2 separate regions of the Homo sapiens genome follow, and region 2 is linked to region 1. Evidence: chromatin loops called from intact Hi-C (ENCODE). Cell type or tissue: ovary. All regions are shown on one strand. Each heading gives the region's core, and the rest is flanking DNA. Links, peaks and the distances in the headings are about the cores only. Region 1 overlaps LNX1 (ligand of numb-protein X 1). Region 2 overlaps SCFD2 (sec1 family domain containing 2).

The links. A loop is a pair of places that touch in the nucleus more often than their neighbours do. Peaks named below come from ENCODE experiments on the same cell type or tissue, not always from the same donor. Only the 100,000 strongest peaks of a DNase experiment are listed, where the experiment ranks them.
Region 2: a loop joins it to region 1, with 9 times the contacts of the local background. A loop is called at or near these places in 4 of 110 quality-filtered maps.

What each region holds. Positions count from the first base shown.
Region 1 is chr4:53,495,090-53,499,486 of GRCh38, forward strand. It overlaps LNX1 (ligand of numb-protein X 1), which reads right to left. Exons shown (of 11, transcript NM_001126328.3): 5 at 3,552-3,754; 6 at 934-1,305. Among named protein-coding and RNA genes, the nearest start is that of LNX1-AS1, 2.8 kb to the right of the region's middle. In ovary, for the core only: no CTCF peak of the experiment used is centred there; a DNase peak (open chromatin) is centred at 2,642; H3K27ac peaks cover 3,698 bases.
Region 2 is chr4:53,020,047-53,024,443 of GRCh38, forward strand. All of the region lies in intron 5 of SCFD2 (sec1 family domain containing 2), which reads right to left. Among named protein-coding and RNA genes, the nearest start is that of SCFD2-AS1, 95 kb to the left of the region's middle. In ovary, for the core only: no CTCF peak of the experiment used is centred there; no DNase peak of the experiment used is centred there; H3K27ac peaks cover 2,257 bases.

The sequences.
Region 1 (4,397 bases), core at 287-4,286:
TCAATAGCATGCTTGTGATGCCATACTATGGTTTTGCAAGATGTTAACACTAGGAAAAACAGTAACGAGACATGGGATCTCTCTGTATTATTTCTTACAATTACATATTAATTGATAATTATCTCAAAATACGAAGGTGAGTTACAATTGCATACTAATTGATAATTATCTTAAAATAAAAAAGCTAAAGAAAAAAAAATTTCAACAGTGACCCTGACGAAGTCAACAAAATACATACAGGTGCTTGATGACATTATACTGGTCAGAAAAGTGGATTAGTTTGAACAGTCATGAACTCTACTTGCCTGAGTGATCAAGAATTTGCGTCCCTCTCTTCTTAGGGGGCTTCCTCTCAGGTTCATACTTGGGTTTCCAAGTGCTTTCGAAGTCACCTGGACTTAGCCATGGAGACTAAGACTTACTCTGTCCATAGGATCCCTGGAGAATGCATGGCATAGCTTTTTTTTTTTTTAAGATGGGTCTTGCTCTATTGCTCAGGCTAGAGTGCAGTGGCACGATCTCAGCTCACTGCAACCTCCGCCTCCCAGTTTCAAGTGATTCTCCTGCCTCAGCCTCTTGAGTAGCTAGGATTACAGGCACCTGCCACCACACCTGGCTAATTTTTTGTATTTTTAGTAGAGATGGGGTTTCACCCTGTTGGCCAGGCTGGCCTTGAACTCCTGACCTCATGTGATACACCTGCCTCGGCCTCCCAAAGTGCTGGGATTACAGGCATGGGCCACCACGCCCAGCCGAGTAATGTTCTTACCTGGGCAGAAGCTTTGAAAATGTTGGTCTTTCCATCCTGACTCCTTGAAAGGGAGGCACTGCATGACACATGTGGTAGTGACAGGGTGCCTGGTTCAGGGGGATGTGCATTCTTGCTCATGTCCGGGGTTTCTGACTGGGATCCTGGAATGACCTCTGACTCACCTGAATCAGATGAGCCGCACTTTCTGGGCTGCCATATCGAAGATCATGTCCATTGATGGCTAACACACGGTCATTCTCCTCAAGCTGACCATGTCGATATGCCACACCGCCATCCAGCACATTGAAGATGAAAACCCCAGGCTCATCCACCTTGCGCACCAGTTTTATTCCAAGCTGCTCCTCGGGGCTACTTTTGTTGAGAATCACATGAAAGCTGTCATCTCGGGGTCTGTAGGCATCCGGGGCCTGTCCATTGTTCCTGCTGCGGAACTTCTGTTCACGCATCACAGTCAGCCACAGCACCTGGCAGGGCTGCCGCAGGAGACGCACAGCGTAGTTGTGAGGGACATTGCTGATGTCCATCCCGTTGACCTGGGGGCAGGTGGAACAATCGTGCGGTCAGCTCCACCTGCCACAACCCTTCCTGAAAGATCCAGGCCCACAGAAAAGCCAGGATCCTGTCTTTAAAGACTGCTCTGCTCTCCCACCTCATCCTGTGTCCAATAACCGCACCTTCCAACAGCGTTTCTAACCCTGTTCTCTCCAAGCGTGGCCTGCAGCACCTCTCCAGGCCTCTGTGAGTAGACACCATCTTTCTCCACCTTGTTCTTACCCAAGCCCACATATTTATTCCCAGAATCCTAGCCTTCATTTCTGTTGTCATTATTTTTTAGCTGGCAGGAAGAGAGGGAAGGAAGATAAGGTAGGAAAAGGCAAAAGAAAAGCATTTTTCCCATTTGCCTCAGTCAAATGATTGCATTAAACAGCTCTTCAAGCCGAGTTGACATTTTCTTCCCAAAAATCTCCAATTGAATTTTTCTCCCTGGGTCAACTCATACCAGAACTTCCAGTCCTCACCACTGTGTGTGTATGTAGATGTGATAGTGTGTGAGTGAGGGTCTGAGTGTGTGAGCACGATGGAGTGTATGTGCGTGTGATACTGTGTGTGTGCGGATGGGAATGTGTCAGGTCTCAGGGTGGTCCCCTGCAAGGTTTTTTTGCCCATGTTCTCAGCAAAAGGAAGAAATCCTTGCACAGTTTCAGACAAACTGATATGAAAGGAAGTTTCCAGGCTCTTTTATTGAAAGGCTAGATCTCTTTATAAAGCTACTTAAACAAGCTTAAGCTCGGCCCTCTCATTTGTGCCTCACTAATGATGTGTAGGGCTGATACTGCATGGGGCTTTCTGGTTTTAATTTCTCTGGCTACACAGGCCCAGCCAGAGCCCCCTATGTTGGAAGAAAACAATTTCGCAGCAATTGCTGCACTCTGTGTTTGAGGAAAGAGGCCCCATGGAGGAGAAATAACTTTCTTGAATTTCTGTAGTTTGATAAGATTTCTTGTATTTGCAGCCAATTGTTAGAGAAGGCTTGGAATGGGCTTTACAAAGGCCTTTCTTGAGGATATAATCACCTGTTCTCTGGTGCAGCTCCAGAGGCTCCCTCATGCAAAGGCAAAGCTCACCACCTTTGTCCAAGCACAGGTGAGGAGAGCACCTGAGGTGGCAGGGCCGGGTTCCCCCATCACCTCTGGGCCCAGAGAAGGTCAGGGGAGTCAGGGTTGCCTGCTAAATAGTCCTGGCAGCCCTTTTGTTTGTAAGCTCCAGTTGAAGGCCACAAGAATCAAAATGTTTTGTTATGCAACCCTGCCAGGCAGCATAGTTTCCACTAGAACTGGGAGGCAGCAGTGCACAGTGTAGCTGATTGTACTGCGGCCTGCCCCGAGGGCCCTGTCTTATGCTCCACCTCGGAGGCCAGCAGGAATTTCAGTATTTCTGTGAAAACTGCTTTAGGTTATTTCTCCTCTTATTCCAATCAGTTTGCCAAAGAAACAGCTCATAATGTGACAGGAGCCGGTCCCTCAGCAACCTAGAAGGGATGGGATAGAACTGTTATCTGAGTGTCAGATAGAAAATATACGAGCAGGGAGGGGTTTCTTGGCACTTTTGGCAAACATTGGACTTCTGCCTGGTAAACAGATCTTTTTATCCTTTCTGTTCTGAAAATTCCTCCTTCTCCTTAACCAAGCCTCTGAGGACAGTAACACCCAAAGCATTCTATTCCAACACCTGTCTCCCCTGGTATGTCTCTGGGTTGGTGGAATTAGCATAGAGATTACTTTTATTTTCAGGGAGGGCCGTAAGACTATAGGAAATTGACTTTCAAAAAGTAGATGATTGTGATTAAATAAAATACAAAATGTTCTATTAATCTACTCTAAAAACAATTTAAGAAAATATATGTCCCAGTTTTATTTTATATTAATGCTCTTTAAAAAAAGAGATAAAAGGAGAAAGAGGAGGTGGAGAAAGGGAATGAAGAGGAAGATTGAAAAAGCTAGAAGGGAGAAGGCAGAAGAGTGGACAGACAAAATGATATAGAGACAGATAAATATTTATATACAGAGAGAAAGGGGGGAGAGAGTGAAAGAGCAAGACAGAGAGAAACAAAGATCTCAATTAAATGACAAATCTCAGAGAGTCATAAAATGATAGAAAGTCACTATCCACATTTATTTTACCATTTCCCTCATTCATCCATCCATCTATCCAATTGTTTGCTCAGAAGCATTTTTTTATATCAAGCCCCTTGCTGCAGCCCCACAGCCACAGTCTCTACCTTTAGAATGATGTCTCCTGGCAGTAGCCGGCCGTCTCTGGCGATCACCCCATCACGATAAATGTGTTGGATAATGATATGGACCAGTGGGGTTTCGCTACCTCCCACCAGCCTAATAGAGAGGCTTTCACTGGGATCTACTCGATTGATCTTGATGCTGGTAATTTCACCATCTGGAATCAGGTGGTACAACCTTGGAAAGACTGAAATGGACAAAGAGTGTTTATTTAAGACACCCACCCAATGGACCTTTCCAACTACTCTTCTTGCCAAACTTCAGTGTCAGCCAAACTAAACTATTCATTTTTCCTCATACATGTTTTCCATTTTCCTGCCTCTGTGTCAATGTAAGTTTCTCTGCTTGGAATGTTTTTCATCCTGAGCTTAAACCCAATTTTTCCTTCAAGGCCCTTCCAATTAAACTCTACCCTGATTCCTCCTTCCCTTGCTCTAAACAGCCCACTTCCTATAAAGCTTTCTAGCTATTTCTCATGGCACTCAACCCATTATTGTTATTTTTACCTTTTTGTTTTTGTTTCTGTTTTTTGAGACAGGGTCTTACTCTGTTGCCCAGGCTGGAATGCAGTGTCTCACTACAACCTCCGCCTCCTGAGCTCAAGTGATCTTCCCACCTCAGCCTCCCAAGTAGCTAAGACTACAGGCACATGCCACCATTCCTGGCAAATTTTTACATTTTTTGTGGAGACGGAGTTTTGTCATGTTGTCCAGGCTGGTCTTGAAATCCTGAGCCCAGGTGATCCACCCACCTCGGCCTCCCAAAGTGCTGGGATTACAGGTGTGAGTCACCTCTCCCAGCTTATACTCATTTCTTATATACCTCATATC
Region 2 (4,397 bases), core at 86-4,085, 480 kb before region 1:
GTTTTCTCCTCCCACACTAAAACCATTAGCAACCAGCTTGTCTTGGCTGATTCTTTTCTTTTACAACTATTTTTGAATAGGTAATAGCTCTTCCGGTGCCCACATACTAAATTAGCATGTCATTTCATGACTTTTCTTCTCTGTAAAGCCTTTAATGTGTCTGTAACAGTACTGTACTTGCTAATGTTAATTCACATTAATTAGATGATGCCTTTTCAAATCAAACTATGGTCCCTCTGAAAATTCACATGATCTAGAGTGGATGTGGAAAGCCAGTTTACACACATCTTGTGAGTTAATCGGTTACTGTTTCAGAACAACTTTGCAACAGACAACTATCCAGAACCTTGTCCAGTTGTTTTTTAGAAATAATTTTCAGAGAGCCTCAAAAGGACAAAGATAGGGAAAGGTTAAGAAACTGTCAGTCTTATCATCTGTCTTTCTACATCCCCATCCAGTCAGTCACTAAATCCTAATCATTCAAATAGCTCTGGTGTTGGTATACCCTCATCGACTCCCATGACCCTATGCCTGAAACAAGTTATCCTGTGAGATGCTTTCAGATCTCAGAGACTAGATAGCTGTTCAGCACAGTCCTTTCCTTCCTGGGTACACAGTAGCCCACGTTTCCCAGCCTCCCCTGCAAATAGGAAGGATCATGTGACTGACCGAGGGTACAAATGAAATACACCACCGCCACACAGGGCAGATAAAGACTTCCCATATATAGTCCTAGGAACCATGGATTAAACAAGATGGAGCTAGGGTGCCTAGGCTGTGTTTAAATGAGAGCAAATCATGACTACCTGTTCCTGCCCTTTGATGAAAATTTGGTGTGAAGGGTCTTAATGCTAGGGTGGGTGGTTTTGGCTTCTGTTCAAGTGAAATTTTTGCCCCACATTCCTTCTTCCAGAATTGCTCCTGTGGCCACCTCATCATGTAACCCTAAACTGTGCAAGCCATCATCGAAGTGGTAGATATTTTAAAAGTGTTACATTCTTTTAGAAATGAGCTCTACCTTGACTAAGCATGTACATCTTTTAGATGACAATATACTAATAATGTGAAATTTTCAAGTAAAGCAGAAACCCATTTTAGAATGATAAGCACAAACTTATTGGGCCTTTTAATTCATGACAGAGTTGCCACATGTCTGAGGTCAAATCTAAATGACCTGAATAATTTTACATGTCCTGTGAGTTTCAACAACACAAAATTGCAATTGTTTTTAAAAATGTATCTTTAAAAGGATAACTTGAAACCCAAAACAATAAACTTCCTATTTCTAACATTTTATAGAAGAAAAACATTTTAAAGTACTTCATTTTTAATAATAGCAACTTTCAACATAATTTATTCCTGTAGGTTTAGTTTAAAACTAACAGAGATTACTAATTTTTTCTAAACTTGCAAATCATTTCCTCAACAGAAACATACTGTATGTTATGAACTTTAAAAGATACAGTGGCTACTCTCCTTTGAAGAGTTTACTGTCTAGTGGGAGAGAGGAAAATACAAATAAATAATGGCAATGCAATGCGGTATGCATTAAGTTCTCCAGGGGCGCAGCGGCAAGTCAAGGGTGAGGGTGTTGGGAAAAGCTCCTTAGAGAAGGTGACATTCGAGATCTATCAGGATTTGAAGATGTGGGAGAGAAGAAAGGAAGAGAGATGGTAGAAAAAAGCATTTCTGAACTTTTTGACTAGACTTTTTTTCCTCCAGTAAATTTATTTTAGATACTTCAGCAAAATCTTGTTTTGTTCACAGTGCCGACAGAAGAATATGTAGTTGTTCTTCTGTAGCATCCCTAACCTTGGCCCTGGAAACTGTAAGACAGAACCCAGGTGACACTCTATGATGACTGGTGCCAAGCCAGCAGATGGAAAACATTACTGAGCCAGTTCTACCCCAATGACTGGATGCCAGCATCCTGGTGTGAAAAATGAGGAGGGGGTCACAGGTCCATGTATCATAGAGCATGATGGTAAATGCCAATGGGGATGTTGTCAGGTGATTTGTGTTGTTGTCAGAAACACTTCCACTATAATTTCTTGTTCTTCAAGGCTTTGGGAATAGGGAAAATATTATCCCTGGCAAGTTGGGAAAGGAGGCTGGACTGCAAAAGGATGTCAAATGTTAACTATTGAGAGATGCATGTAAAAAGGAACAAACATGGAAAAATGTTATTTTCTCTTACTGGGGGACTTAATTTACTTTTAAATTGATAGTGACAAAGAATAAGAACACAGTATCTTTCTATTCCCCTCCACCTATAAGTCAGCCCTGAAAATATGCCTGATCCCCCATCTAGGGCCTCTAAGGTCATTGAAGGCTCACATTAAATCAGGCAGCAGTCTAAAAATAACGTGTGTTCCAATTATTCCTTTTTGCTTGCTTGGTTTTCTGAGAAATCTGTATATCTGTATTTATAGTATCATAAAGAGCTGCTTATCCTTTTCCATCTAGCAAATTGGAGGTCAGAAAATGAAGGGAAAATGCCTAATTGGGAGAATAGTCTAAGAGAGAAAGTTTAGGCCTTAGAGTTGGGAGAACTGGTTTTGGATCCCTGCTCTGCGTGGCCTTGGCAAGTTTTAAACTTTCTCCTGATCTCTAAAGAGGGGATTAATTCCTGCCAGACTACCTCACAGAGTAATTTAGAGATCAAAATAGAAATGAGATAATACTTAAGAGGCTGGTTGGTTGGCTAGAAGAAAATGCAACAAGAGTTAAGTTTTTTTCTTAATGTTAAGTAACAATAACAAAATAATAATTATAACTGTAGGGGTGTGGAGACTGACATTTTTATTCATTGCTTTATCCCTAGTGCTTGGCACAGTGCCTGGCACATAGTAAGAGTGTGAGAATTATTTATTGTATAAATGAATGAATGGGGCGCCAAGGTAAATCTATAAAGCAGTGCTTCTACAGGCATTTTGAAAACTATCCAAAAGGCTAAAAGAGCCACATTAAACCTCTTTAGTGCATCACAGGCAATTGATTTAATTTATGGTGATCATGAGTTGTTGTTATCTTCTTGAGACCTTTGTGCATAGAGAGTTTAGGAAATACTTAGACTCATGGGTACGTGGGTCTAAATGTAAAACTAGACTCCAGGGAGGAAAAGTCCTTTCCTGTGATATTACATTTAATTTTGCAGCTACATCTCATTCCTTCATTCTGATTTGAATTTGCTCCCCCAAAGATGAATATTGCTAAGATGAGGAGTTGACATCTGCAATGGGTTGTGACTCCAATTCAATGAATTCTCTATTCCAAAACTGCACTTTGGAAAACTTGGATATCAGTTTCCAAAGGTACGCTTTGGAAAAAGGAATCATGAACCCATGTGAACCTGGCCCTAAAAATATTGGTATGGCCGTAGGAGGTACCAAGAATTCAGGAGGCTTAGCCCCTACTCACAGAGTGGTGTCTGGGTGGGCAGATTGCTGTGATATTAGACCCCTTCCTCTCCTCACAATCCCAAATTCTAACTAATCTTAGTTCTCACTTTTCTTTGGCTGCTAGGAAGCTGTGTCAAATCTAGATCAATCTCATCTATATAGGACATATGAATTTTATTTCATGAATTAAAGTCCATGATTTTCTTTATCATACCTTTAGCTTCACGTTTTCTATTCTCTTTTGCCCTGGTATTATCACTGTTTTTGTAGTCTGTTTCTCTGCAAACTGCTTTGGACGTCTTTTGGAATGAGGCATAGTATTAATAAATGCAACTGCAAGTGCTAGTCTCAGAGGTTTCTAGACTGAAACCTGAAGATGGACAGTAGCTCTGTTCAGTATGAGCTCTGTCACCACTGGATGACATACTCTTACCATGTGCAGTTAATCATTTGAGGGAAAACTTCATCTCGACATTGAGAATGTGGGAGATTGGGGGTGGTGGTGGAGGGAAGCCCTACTGATGACAAGCCAGAGTTCTAGAGACACTGTAATTCAAATGAATCTGAGGCTGGCTTGGAACACAAACTCCACAGTCAGCAGCAGCCTTATTCTTGGGCATCTAGAAACAACCAACCAATGGAAACCTGCTGGTTTCAAGAAGTCTGCTTTCATTAAATTCTTGTGGCTGCGCTTCTAAAACCCTGACACCAAGTGCTAGCCATCACAAGAAAACCTGAAGACTTGAAGATTCACTTACCTCCCCAAAAAGAAGGATTCTAGGCTAACATTTGGCCCCAGAAAAAATCCAAAGAAGTGGTGGCTGGCTCAATCTTTTCTTATTTAACTCAAACTGGCTAACAAACACTGAACACCAAAGGCTTTTCATCCAGCTTGTCCCAGGTAATAGGTTGAGAGATGAGATTTAAAGCCCTGTTTTTAAGATGGCATAATCAACTTGGAGGAAGATATTGAAGAAATGGTTGTAGAGATGAAAA